Linked DNA regions of Homo sapiens: all the other regions are linked to region 1. Evidence: chromatin contacts called from ENCODE Hi-C data. All regions are on one chromosome and are shown on one strand. The core of a region is the stretch at or near the end of the contact, and the rest is flanking DNA. Distances in the headings are between cores, read along the strand shown. Region 1 holds the start of VRK1 (VRK serine/threonine kinase 1). Region 2 overlaps ASB2 (ankyrin repeat and SOCS box containing 2). Region 3 holds the start of CCDC85C (coiled-coil domain containing 85C).

Region 1 (3,964 bases), core at 966-3,465:
GAGACATCCTTCATTTGATATAAGGTAAATCTTAAAGCTTCGCTTCATTTCCAAATAAGTTTTATTTTTCAAATCAAAAATATTTTTAAAGTTTTATTTTTCAAATCATAATCCTAATCATAGTACATTATATCTTATTAGGGATGCTTTTAAGAAAAAAAAATATAGCTGTCAAAATTAAAATCTTGTTTTTTCATTTCTAGACATCTGGGACATTTCACTTATATATTTATTATTATTTCACATTAGTTCTCAAAGTTAAAAAAAAAAGCTGGCCTATTTCCTTTAAGAAATTTAATTTTAGGGTCTGTCAACATTTTGAATGCATTACTGTTATTTTTAAAATACACACTTGCATACTGGAATAAAACTTAGCATAAGCTTTCCATATAACCATTTCCTGGGCACTTACTAACTTACTATATGCCAGGCTCTATGCTTAACACATTACTCCATTATCTCATTTGTTTAACAAATATCCTCTCATAATTTTTGCAGCACTGAACATAACAAGAAGACATTGCACTATAAAACTGGTATTTGTACTGGATACCAGAACTAAATTGACAGTAACGCCTAACACAAGTTTATTGTTATTAAATTCAAGTTGTGTTACTGTATTAACACAGAATCTGATCAGCAATGTTGAGATGTAGAGAATACCATCTGTGGTAGCATCAACAGAGAAAGCTATTATTAAGTGACTACTTAAGTTACATTCCCTTCTATAGGTAACAGATGAACATAATCTTATCTACCCAGAAATTTAATTCCAATCACTACATGCCATTTTGAAGAACATAAACGTAACCTACATAAAATGACTATATAAAGAACCCTTGCTTCCTTCTGAAAATGCTTCAAAATTCTAGATTAAATTCTCCCCCAAAGTATCATGCTCAGCATGTCATAAAGAAAGGTGCCTTTATTGTCAACTCTTGAAAATAAATGCTGCCCTACTTTTTTTTACTCTTGAATTTCAGTCTCAACAGATGGGCAATTCCAGTTTAAAAAAAAAGAAGAAGAAAAGAAAAACACACACACAATAATTAATGAAGTTCTTCAACAGTTCCCTAAAACCAACATCCTCCCAATAGCAAATTGTATTTCCAAGTTGTTCCAAGAAAGGGACACAGGAAAGGGAAGGGAAGAGTCTATACAAAGGAAAACAAAAATGAGTGACTTGAAAGAAAGGACATCAGAAAAATGGGTGGCCTCAACAGGAACCTATAGTGTCTGACTCTGCTGCTGTCTGTCGAATTTAATTCTACCACCTAAGAGTTTTGAGACGAGAACCACAATACTATTTCGGTGGTAGGAAAAACTATGCGTTGCCCCTGAATGGAGCTGCAACAGTAAAGGATGCCACCCTGCCAGGTAAGGACAGAATGAGGAGGAACTGTCAAACGGTTATGAAAGTCCCTTGCAAAACACACAAGCGGCTCTAACTGCCTTGCACCAGACAGACCCTCAAGTACAGGATCACGGGGCCTCCCCGCGATGTGACAGGGAAATAACGGGCGGCCTCGCGGTCCCCAGGCCTGGCTGCTATCCTCAGGGGTCGGCCTCCCCTCTCAGGTCTCAAGTCAAAGGTCACATCCTCTGAGATGCCCTCCCGGATCACCTAACCTAAAGAGCCTCGCCCCCATTCCTCTAGCCCGCAACTGCCTGTCCCGTTTCTAAGAAAGCATTTCCGTATCCGCAAAACATCGCAGCTGCGTGTGTTGTTTCCCTTCTACAGAGTGAGCTCTGCGGGGCAGGGGCCTCGCCTGCGCTGTTCACCCGGAGCCCCGCCTGACAGAACCGGCTTCCCGGTGAGGCCCGAGGCGGCGTTTGCGAGCTCGGCCGCGACACCACGCGCGTCCAGAACGTGGAGCTCAGATGGGGGCCGGCCTGGCCAGTCCAGGCATCCCCGGGGGCGCCTGCGGGGCCTGAACGAGACAAGGAAGGAGCGGACGCCCGCGCAGGCGGAAGCCACGCGGCGGAGCGCGGTCCCGCGGGGCGACCGAGGCTGACGGCGACTCCCGCACCCCGGTGGACCCACAGGCCGCCCGGAAGGCCCAGTGCCGGCCCCAGCCCCGGCCGCCCGCCTCCGCGCCCCCGGCTCGGCGCGCGAGTCCTCGAGCCGTGTCGCCTGCGGCCTCCCTACCCTAAGCCGCAGACCCGTCGCGTTCTGCCCAGTACGAACTTCCCGCCGCTTTCGCCGACTCGTAACTCGGCAGCGGCGCCGGCCCCTTCGCACCCTGCAGTATGGAGCCTTCCCATTGGCTCGGAGGCGACGAGGAGGGGCGGGACGAGTGGTAACGCGAGGCGCGGGGCGGAGGCTACGCTAGCCCCGCGCCTCCCCGGGAATGCCGGGAGCTGTGGTCCAGCGCTCCCAAGGCATCCTGGGAGTTGGAGTCTCTTAGCGGCAAAGGGAGATCCCCGTCCTTCTGCTCCCTGGTCTTCTAGGAAATGTGGTTTACAGCCTTGTTCGTAGTAGCTTGATTTATTAAGTGTATTGGCAGAGAGTTGGGTGTAAAATAAGTTTCCTGTTTCTGTTAGGATTAAATGAAATAATCTATAGGCAGTACTTTAAACTTAGTTGGTGCTCAATAAATAGCAGATAGTGTTAGTATTATTCTGCCCACTCATTGATATGTGTCTAAATCCTACCTGTTTTTCGAAGCCTATTTCAAAGCATATCTCAATGTCTACCTAATCATCTATAGTGTTTCATCTGTAATCAACGTATGCCACAGTTTGCATTGTGTTTATTATTTATTTTTATTTATTTATTTTTTTGAGACGGAGTCTCACTCTGTCGCCCAGGCTGGAGTACAGTGGCACAGTCTCGGCTCACTGCAAGCTCCGTCTCCCGGGTTCACGCCATTCTCCTGCCTCAGCCTCCCGAGTAGCTGGGACTACAGGCGCTCGCCATCACGCCCAGCTAATTTTTTTCTGTTTTTAGTAGAGACGGGGTTTCACCGTGTTAGCCAGGATGGTCTCGATCTCCTGACCTTGTGATCCGCCCGCCTTGGCCTCGCCAAGTGCTGGGATTACAGGCGTGAGCCACCGCGCCCGGCCGCATTGTGTTTATTATAATCAGCTAAGTCTCCATCACCCATGAGGCTGAGAGCTTATTGGGCACTGGGTCATTGTTCTAGGTCAAAATCACTGAAGTCACAGGCAGAGGGAGATTAACAATGAAGCCAATGAAGCGTAAGCTTCAGGACCTCACTTGCGCAGGTCCCTCAATGAGTTTACATAGCTTTGGGGGTTTATTTGTCGATTTTACTTTTCTTTTTCTTTTTTTTAAAGATATAGTCTCACTTTGTCACCCAGGCTGCAATGCATTGGCGCGATCTCGGTTCACTGCAGCCACGACCTCCTGGGCTCAAGCAATCCTCCCACCTCAACCCTCCGAGTAGCTGGGATTACACGCACAGGCCACCACTTCTGGCTAATTTTTGTATTTTTTGTAGAGACAGGGTTTGACCATGTTGCCCAGGCTGGTCTTGAACTCCTGAGCTCAAACAATCCACCCCGCCTCAGCCTCCCAAAGTGCTAGAATTACAGGCATGAGCCACCACACCCAGCTGATTTTTCTTAAAGTAGATCCCCCAAAATTATGTGAGCTTCAGTCCCTACAAAACCTGGAATCACTCTGTCCATTAGACAGGGCAATATTGTGCCTGATGTCTTACATTTTCCCCTCCAGATACCCTCATCTGCTCCAAATACTTCTCCTGCCTGCCCTCTGCCCCAGGAGGCTGACCTCTACAAATTACTTCGCGCTCCCTGTGCCCCCTGGCTTTGGGGCGTGCCCAGTGGAGAACCCCACAGAAGATTGGAGGAAAAAGAAAGGTTGGTTAGAGTAGGTTAAGCCCCTGGATCCTGACTGGCAAGGTCACCTCCAGTTGGCAGGTCCCTCAGCTGAAGGTCACTGCTCCCTGGCCCTCCCTCCAGTTTGCGGTAGTAGCCC
Region 2 (3,964 bases), core at 974-3,473, 2.8 Mb after region 1:
GATGGGAGGACAGTTGGATGGATGGTTGGACGGATAGAAAGATGAATGGATGGATGAATGATGAGTAGTGCTGAGAGAATAGACAGATAAATGGTCAGATGAGTAGACAGATGGATGGATAGGAGGATAGATGGAGGGTGGTTGAGTGGGTAGTTGGATAGTTGAATATATGTATAGAGGGGTGGATGGATGGGAAGGTAGATAATATATAGCTCGGTGGGTAGATGGATGTATGGGAGGATGCATAAATGGATGGATGGTGAGATGGGCTGGTGGGTAAATGAATAGATGAGTGGATGGATGGATGGATATATAGATGGATAGGTGGTTAGGTGGGTCATGTGACCAATGAATAAATTTAGAAATGAATGTGTTACTGTCAGTGAAATGCATACCCTTCCCTGAGGGTAAATATAGCTATCCTGCAAAACTGTTCGTGACCAGGATGGTTTTGGTTTCCTCACAGGGTTTTCTGATTTGCTGTTCCCTCCTCCCCACTGGGTGTCTGTTCTGGAGGCCAGGGTGAGAGGTGGAGGAGGATGGCCACGCAGATCAGCACTCGGGGCAGCCAGTGTACCATTGGGCAGGAGGAGTACAGCCTGTACAGCAGCCTGAGCGAGGATGAACTGGTGCAGATGGCCATCGAGCAGAGCCTAGCGGACAAGACAAGGGGCCCAACCACTGCTGAGGCCACCGCGTCTGCATGTACCAACCGCCAACCTGCCCATTTCTACCCATGGACCAGGTGAGCAAGGCGAGGCTGATGAGGGAAGTGGGGCCATCCAGGACATCCACAGACTGTAGATCCCTAATGCTGTTAATCCAAAACCACGGTATCCTGGTCTCTAGGTTGCTTTTCACACCTTTCCCATTTACATTTGTTATCTGAACTTACCAAGCTCTGGCTGTGCCAGGTACTGAAGTGGGTGCTATACACACTCTGCCTCCTTTCATCCGCTTAAGGACCCTCTCAGTGGGCTCTGGGTTATAGACCCATTTAAAAGAGGAGACTGAAGCTCAGGGCTGAAAAAGAGGCCCGAGGTCACATAGCCAGTAGATAATGCTGCCGAGATCAGAGCTGCCTGGCTCCCTATCTTACAACACAGCCTCCCTTGAAAAACATATCTGGTGAGCAAGGGATGTCTGCCCAGCAGAGCCATCCTGTCTCCTTCTTCTGGCTCCCCACTCTCAGCCCCACCTCATCCTCTCAGTCACAGGACTTTCTAAAGCAGCGCCATCCAGATATGACACCACCCACAACTGCAATGCACGGATGCAATTTTAAAGGTTCCAACAGCCAAAAAAGTAAAGAGAAACAGGTGAAATTAATTTTCATTGATAGTTCACATCTGAAGTATCACCATTTCCACCAAGAGACTTATATTTCCATCAATATAAAATTATGAATCAGATTGTTACCATTTCTTTTTGCCCATCAAGTCTTTGAAATCCAGTGTGTATTTTACACTCACAGCCCATCTTGATTCAGACTGGCCACGTTTCAAGCGCTCCCTAGCACATGTGGCCAATGACTACCTTATCAGACGGTGCAGATCTAGACGACACCTCCTTTGTAGGAGGTGGGAGCTAGAGAGGTGATTAAGCAGAGCGGTGATTGATCTCAAAATGCATTTGGAAAAGACCTCTATAAGCCATAAAATTGCTTTTGCTCCTCACCCCCGTCCCCAGCCAAGGTCAAGTGTGTTTGGGCATGAATGGCAGGGCATGGGAATTGCTGTGACAATTGTGTTGGTGTTACTTTGAGGCATAGGCCACAAATCTCATTGTGTACAGCAGCCAGCTGGCTCCCTGCGTGACCTCAGGCAAGTCACTTAACCTCTGAAAACCTCAGCTTCCTTCTCAAATAACAACAACAACAAACAGACTTTTTCCGATGTGCAGTCACAGTTGACAGGGGATGAAGGTGGGTGATGGTGCATCTCAGCCCTGTCCCCTAAGTGACTTTGCCCTTGCCGAGGCTGGACCATCTCTGTCAGGCTGGCTGGGCAGAGGCCCAGAGCTGAGGAGCCCCTTTTAAAGGGGAAGGCAGGCAGCTACTTTGGGCAGCCGGAAAGAGTACGAAGACTCCAGGTTACTAAGCTGCCCCCGAGGACGTTCCATTCTGAAACCCAATCTGAGAAACAGAAACCTGAAGCCAAGGACTGGGTTCATCTTGGCTCATGCTCAAGGTGGCCCTGGTTCCTGTTCTGGCCGGTTCAGCGGAAGACAGGCCACAAGTTCCTCTTCCTCAGGAGGGGGTCAGATAGAGATAGGGCATCCTTCCTCTGAAGACAGGGCCTGCTGCATGAAGCCAGCACGTCCCCTCAGGTGTCTGCAGCCTTCTCCCCAGCATAGGAGCCCCCTCAGGAGTCCCAGGGATGCTTGGACACATTAGAAAGAAGTGGGCCCTCGGCATCCAGACCCTGACTCTGCCTTCATCTGGAGGGTAAGGAAATGGAGGCCCACAGTGGGCCATGAACATTTATTCAGCTTCCTGCGGAAAAAGCTCTCCTAGAGAATTGAGACCATTTCTCCCAGGTCGAGCAGCCCTCATCTGAGGTCCAGCCCCACAAGCAATATAGCAGAGGAGGGTCAACCTGCATCTTGTTACTCTAGGAGTGACCTGAAACCTCCTAGGTTCGGTTCTGCGCCTTCGCCTCTGGAAGGAGGCTGGGCTTGGGCCCTGCTGGGAAGAAAAACCCCTTAGATAGAATGTTTAGGCGGATCACGAGGTCGGGAGATCGAGACCATCCCGGCTAAAACGGTGAAACCCCGTCTCTACTAAAAATACAAAAAATTAGCCGGGCGTAGTGGCGGGCGCCTGTAGTCCCAGCTACTTGGGAAGCTGAGGCAGGAGAATGGTGTGAACCCGGGAGGCGGAGCTTGCAGTGAGCCGAGATCCCGCCACTGCACTCCAGCCTGGGCGACAGAGCGAGACTCCATCTCAAAAAAAAAAAAAAAAAAAAAAAAAGAATGTTTAATGAAATTCTTCTCCCCCCAAATGCACATTGAGCACCTCCCATGTGCCTGCCACACATTAATTCACTTAATGTTTACAAAAGCCACCCAAAGTGGATTGCTTCTGTGCCCATTTTACAGACGACAAAACATGCCCACAGCAGGGCCAGGCATGGAACCAAAGTCTGTCCCGCTCTGAAGTTCAGACACTTCACCAGGCTCTGCTGATGCTGTGAAGGCCTCTGTTTCCTTCCCCTACCCCACCTTGAGGTGAAGTTTTGACCTCATTACGTCCGTCTCCCACTCACAGAGGCCCAGGGTCCCCAAATTCACACGGCACACACGCACTTGTGCCCTCACACCCAGACACGCATTACAGTGGATGCAGGACCCGAGACAGTCCTTGTTCACTTTTATCTGTCCAAATAAATTCACAGCAAGTTTAGCAATAGGATGTCACCCTTGTCCCCAGGCAATCCACATAGCAGCTCCTTCTCATCTTCAGGTCTGAGATTAAGCATCACCTCCTCAGCCAGTCCTGCCCTGACCACTCTCCCGGGCCAGCTGGTTTTTCACCTCTTACTTGCTCTCATGGCTGTTTCCTCTGTGGCCTTCACCTTGACTTACAATTCTTATTTATTTCTCTGCTTCTGCCATTAACCTACGCCTCCAGTGAAGCGCTGTGTCTGACCTGTGGCAGGCACCACATGGCTATCTGTGAATGAGTGAATGGGTGAATAAAGGAATAGATGGAAAGGCAGCAGAGTGGAAAGAGAAGTAGGTCTAGAGATTCAAATTCTTCCTCTACACTTACTGGCTGTGCAACCTTAGGTGGGTGGCTAACCCTATCTGAGCCCCAGTGGCCTCATCTTTATAACAGCAACAACAAAAACATGCTGTGCTCCCCTTGCAGTATTCCTGTGAAAAGCAAATAAGATGAGGTGGGCGTTGGAGCCTTCCCACATCTTGCAGCTCGTATTGACCTCCCCGGCCCTGTCTGAGTGCT
Region 3 (3,964 bases), core at 1-2,500, 2.8 Mb before region 1:
CGTGGGCCGCTCACTGTCGCGTGCGCGGATTTGATCTCGTTGCAGGTTCCGGGGGAGGGACCCCCCCCCGCCCCGCCCCGCCCCGCCTGCTGGCGGTAGACGCGCCGTAAATGCGCTTTGGGGACCGGAGGATAACGAGACAGACTTACAGGCAGTGGGAAGCCCGGGGGTCCCGCGAGGCCGCCGGTGGGGAGTTCTGTGGCCGGCTCGGCGCCCCCGGACCCCGGCGTTCAGGCCCCAGTGGGAGACCTTCCCACCCTTCCCAGTGGTTTCCACCCCGCGAATTGCAGATTATCTCCCGAATCCCAGGGATTTAGCGGTCGAGTGAGCGGAGGTGGAGCGGGGCTCCGAGCGCCGCTCCGGGCAGGGGGCAGGTTCCCGGAGCTCTCGCCCCATCGGGGCAGAGAGTACTGACCGCGCTGCGGGACGCGGCTGGCAAGGCCCTGGCCCTGCAGGGGCGCGGACGCCAGCGTTTAGCTCAGCCCTGGGCTAGGAGTGGAGACGCAGCCCCGCCGCGTGCTCCGGCAGGGGACCCGGGTGGGGACGGGGGCGGAGGAGCCTGGGGGCAGGGAAGGGGACAAAGAGCCGCCCTGCTGCGGGGAAGAGCGACCCCCATGTCACAGTCCTATTGTTCGCTGTGTCTCCGACTGCCCTGAACTCTGGTGCCCCCGGGAGGGAGAAGGGGCGCCGTCGCCCGGATCGTGGGTATTTGTTTATCTGGGGAGAGGGAAGAGGACCGGGGACGCGGGCCGGGGAGGGGGCTCGACTGCTATTTTCGCGCGTCGCCTTTAAGGGAAGCCCGGCCCTACCTTTCCCACCGTCCCCCTCCCCGCAGCCGTACCTGCATTTTAAAAGCGCCCTGTAGCCCTGGGATTGGCTAAGGCCGCGTCCTCCGGGCGCAGAAACTTGAACCGCCGGGAGCCGGCCGCGGGCGGGGGTCGGAAACCCCGCGGATGGACCGTACCACCGCCGCAGCTTCCCCCGCGCGCGCCCCGCCCCTCCCGCACACCCCCGGAGCGGCCCAATCGCCCGGCCGGGAGGGCGGGACCGCGGCCGGAACGCGCCTCTGAGAGGGCACTGGACGGGCGGGCGCACCGCGCAGGGGGACGGCGGGGGCCGCGCCTCTGCTCCCCAGTCGCCCTCGGGGGCGGGGCCGGGCCTCGGAGACCCGCCCACTCTCCGCCCGGGGTGGGCGGGGCGGCGGGGGCTCCGGGAGCTGGGCCGGGGGCGGGCCTCCGCCTGCTTCTCCAGAACCCTGAGAGCGCCCGGCACCGCGGCCGCCGACGCAGCAGCCGCCTCCGCTCGTCAACCCCGAGGCGCGCGGGCTCCCGGGCGGCCCCGGCGGGCGCGGCGAGAGGACGCGCCAGGCGGCGCGGGGCGGGCCGCACGCGCCCCCGGCCGCCCCCCGCCCGCGCGCGGACCGGCCCAGCGGAGCCCCGGCGCGGGGAAGCGCCGGCCGGGCGAGGGCGAGGGCGATGCCGCGGTGACGGCCCCGCCATGGCTAAGCCCGCGGCGACGGCGGCGGCGGCGTCGGAGGAGCTGAGCCAGGTGCCGGACGAGGAGCTGCTGCGCTGGAGCAAGGAGGAGCTGGCGCGGCGGCTGCGGCGCGCCGAGGGCGAGAAGGTGGGCCTCATGCTGGAGCACGGCGGCCTGATGCGCGACGTGAACCGGCGGCTGCAGCAGCACCTGCTGGAGATCCGCGGCCTCAAGGACGTGAACCAGCGGCTGCAGGACGACAACCAGGAGCTGCGCGAGCTCTGCTGCTTCCTCGACGACGACCGGCAGAAGGGGCGCAAGCTGGCGCGCGAGTGGCAGCGCTTCGGGCGCCACGCGGCCGGCGCCGTGTGGCACGAGGTGGCCCGCTCGCAGCAGAAGCTGCGCGAGCTCGAGGCGCGCCAGGAGGCCCTGCTGCGCGAGAACCTGGAGCTCAAGGAGCTGGTGCTGCTGCTGGACGAGGAGCGCGCGGCACTGGCGGCGACGGGGGCCGCAAGCGGTGGCGGCGGCGGCGGGGGCGGCGCCGGCTCCCGCAGCTCCATCGACAGCCAGGCCAGCCTGAGCGGGCCGCTGTCGGGTGGCGCGCCCGGCGCGGGGGCCCGCGACGTGGGCGACGGCAGCAGTACGTCCAGCGCGGGCAGCGGCGGCAGCCCCGACCACCACCACCACGTCCCACCCCCGCTGCTGCCCCCCGGGCCGCACAAGGCCCCCGACGGCAAGGCAGGAGCCACACGTCGGTCCCTGGACGACTTGTCGGCGCCGCCGCACCACCGCAGCATCCCCAACGGCCTGCACGGTAAGGACTACACGGGCCGGGCAGCGCGGGTCTCCCTGGCTGCAGCCCTTTTCCCAGGCTGCGGCGAGAGGAGGTGGTCCCTGGCTGTCCCACTCATGCGGCCGCCACTCCAGACTCCTCCAGCTGTCATGGATCCTGGGCCAGGGGATCCCGCACTCACCCAAAGTGGGGCTTTGGGCGGTGGTGGGCCGGTTCAGTGGTGGAGCGTCTTTTTGTCCAGCTCAGAACCTGCTGCCGGTCCGGTCCCAGAAAAGTTTCTAGCGGGTGTAGTTGCCAAAATTAGGGTCTGTCACTGCTGGGCTGGCGGTGGGCGCCTCATCCCAGCCTTGGAAATCCTTGCCTAGTAGCGGGAAGTTCTAAACAGCAAAGGATACAAGGCCCCTTGAGCGCAAGTGAATTTCCCCTCTTGCAGCAACAGGTGTCCTCCAAACCAAGCAGCGTCCACGTGTGTGCGGTGGCTGGAGTTCTGCAGTGGGGTGTGGGGATTGGGAAGGTGCACAGGCAGCCGCTTGAGACCCAGAGGCAGTTGGGGAGAGGCCTGGGGCTCAGAGCCTTTCTTGTTTGCCATAAATTCCGCCCTTCTAGTCCTGGGACCTTTCTCAGCCGAGACTCTAAGACTTTCCCGAGGGAGATGTATTTGGAACGGATTCTAGCTTTTCTCCTCTGTGTGCCTCAGTTTCTTTGTCTGTGAAATGGAGATGATGACCTCTGCCTCGTGGGTTTGAGGTGGAGATAAACCTTCTGAAGGGATTTATAAACTGTTGATCGCCTTACAGGAAGTGCCGTGGTCATCCGTGACCAGGGTGTGGGTGGGAGGAACTTTGGCCTCTGTCAGCTTCTGTCTTCTACGCCCATGTTACTGCTGCGCCCAGTGCAGAGGGTGGCCCCAGCTTGGGGCTGTGGGAGCTTGCAGCCTGCTCCCTCTCCCAGCCCCCTGCTCAGCCCTTCTGCTCCCTGCCAGCTTTCTCCTCCTCGCTGGTGGATCCGGGGCCTCCCTGTTCTTCCACGTTTTTTGGTAGCTTGGCTTCCAGTTCTGCTGGTAGTTGCAACTGCCTGAACTTTTTGCCTGAAGGTGGAGAATGAACAGCTCTTTCTGGTTCCCTTTAAAGCCTTTCCTAATTCAGAGAAAGTGTGTCTAAGCCTGCAATAACTGCCCTCCCCAGAACCCCTCAGCCTGAGCTGGGGAGGGACGTTTTCTCCTTAGTTTGGTGGCCAAGTGGCCTCTGCAGACGTGTTGGGGTGGGGGCTGGGGTGGGAGACATACCCATGGAGGTGGGGCAGGGGCAGTGCAGCATGTTTTTCCTTTATTTACCATCCTGAGCCTGTGGGTTCAAGGCAGGACTGGGTTTAGAGGGATATTTTGTTACTGATTAGCAATCTATGGCTACAACTCAGGTTTCTCTTTGTAACACTGTATCCACCCCCACCTCCCACCACAGGCTGCTTCAGGGCAGTGGGAGTAGCGCAAAGTTAGGTGGTTTAATTTGCTGGGGCTGTTCAGAGCACCTCAGCCCCTTTGATTTTGCCGTCCTGGGGGCTTTTGAGGGGTCAGTTATCTGGGCCTCGGTTTCCCTAAGTGCAGTCCAAAGAGCAGATTGCTGCAGTCTCGTGGCTGGAAAGTGAAATGTTTCTGGTTTTCAGCTGCGTCATCAATGACACTTGGCAAGAGTGCCT

The links. Hi-C counts contacts between places; a loop is a spot of excess contacts on that map. Pooled maps may share reads with other maps.
Region 2: a loop to region 1 is called in a map with no recorded cell type, with 30 times the contacts of the local background. The contact joins the enhancer-like site here to the promoter of VRK1 in region 1. A Hi-C loop is called at or near these places in 2 of 37 single-sample maps with no recorded cell type and 2 of 50 pooled maps.
Region 3: a loop to region 1 is called in a map of CD8-positive, alpha-beta T cell, with 4 times the contacts of the local background. The contact joins the promoter of CCDC85C here to the promoter of VRK1 in region 1. A Hi-C loop is called at or near these places in 2 of 168 maps with a recorded cell type or tissue (CD8-positive, alpha-beta T cell and naive thymus-derived CD4-positive, alpha-beta T cell), 1 of 37 single-sample maps with no recorded cell type and 7 of 50 pooled maps.

What each region holds. Positions count from the first base shown.
Region 1 is chr14:96,795,633-96,799,596 of GRCh38, reverse strand. It overlaps VRK1 (VRK serine/threonine kinase 1), which reads right to left and starts at 2,215. Exons shown (of 13, transcript NM_003384.3): 1 at 2,150-2,215. RefSeq lists an enhancer at 1,358-1,889 and silencers at 1,834-2,123, 2,134-2,333.
Region 2 is chr14:93,961,115-93,965,078 of GRCh38, reverse strand. It overlaps ASB2 (ankyrin repeat and SOCS box containing 2), which reads left to right. Exons shown (of 10, transcript NM_001202429.2): 2 at 467-745. The coding sequence starts at 540. Among named protein-coding and RNA genes, the nearest start is that of ASB2, 13 kb to the left of the region's middle. RefSeq lists enhancers at 1,596-2,096, 2,097-2,597. Within about 2 kb of position 2,223, at least 17 of the 41 ENCODE cell types and tissues checked have a DNase peak (open chromatin) inside an H3K27ac peak, as active enhancers do.
Region 3 is chr14:99,601,493-99,605,456 of GRCh38, reverse strand. CCDC85C (coiled-coil domain containing 85C) reads left to right here and starts at 1,250. Exons shown (of 6, transcript NM_001144995.2): 1 at 1,250-2,290. The coding sequence starts at 1,498. It also overlaps a transcript of HHIPL1 not described here. RefSeq lists silencers at 46-195, 376-445, 506-645, 786-1,315 and enhancers at 1,576-1,695, 2,402-3,055.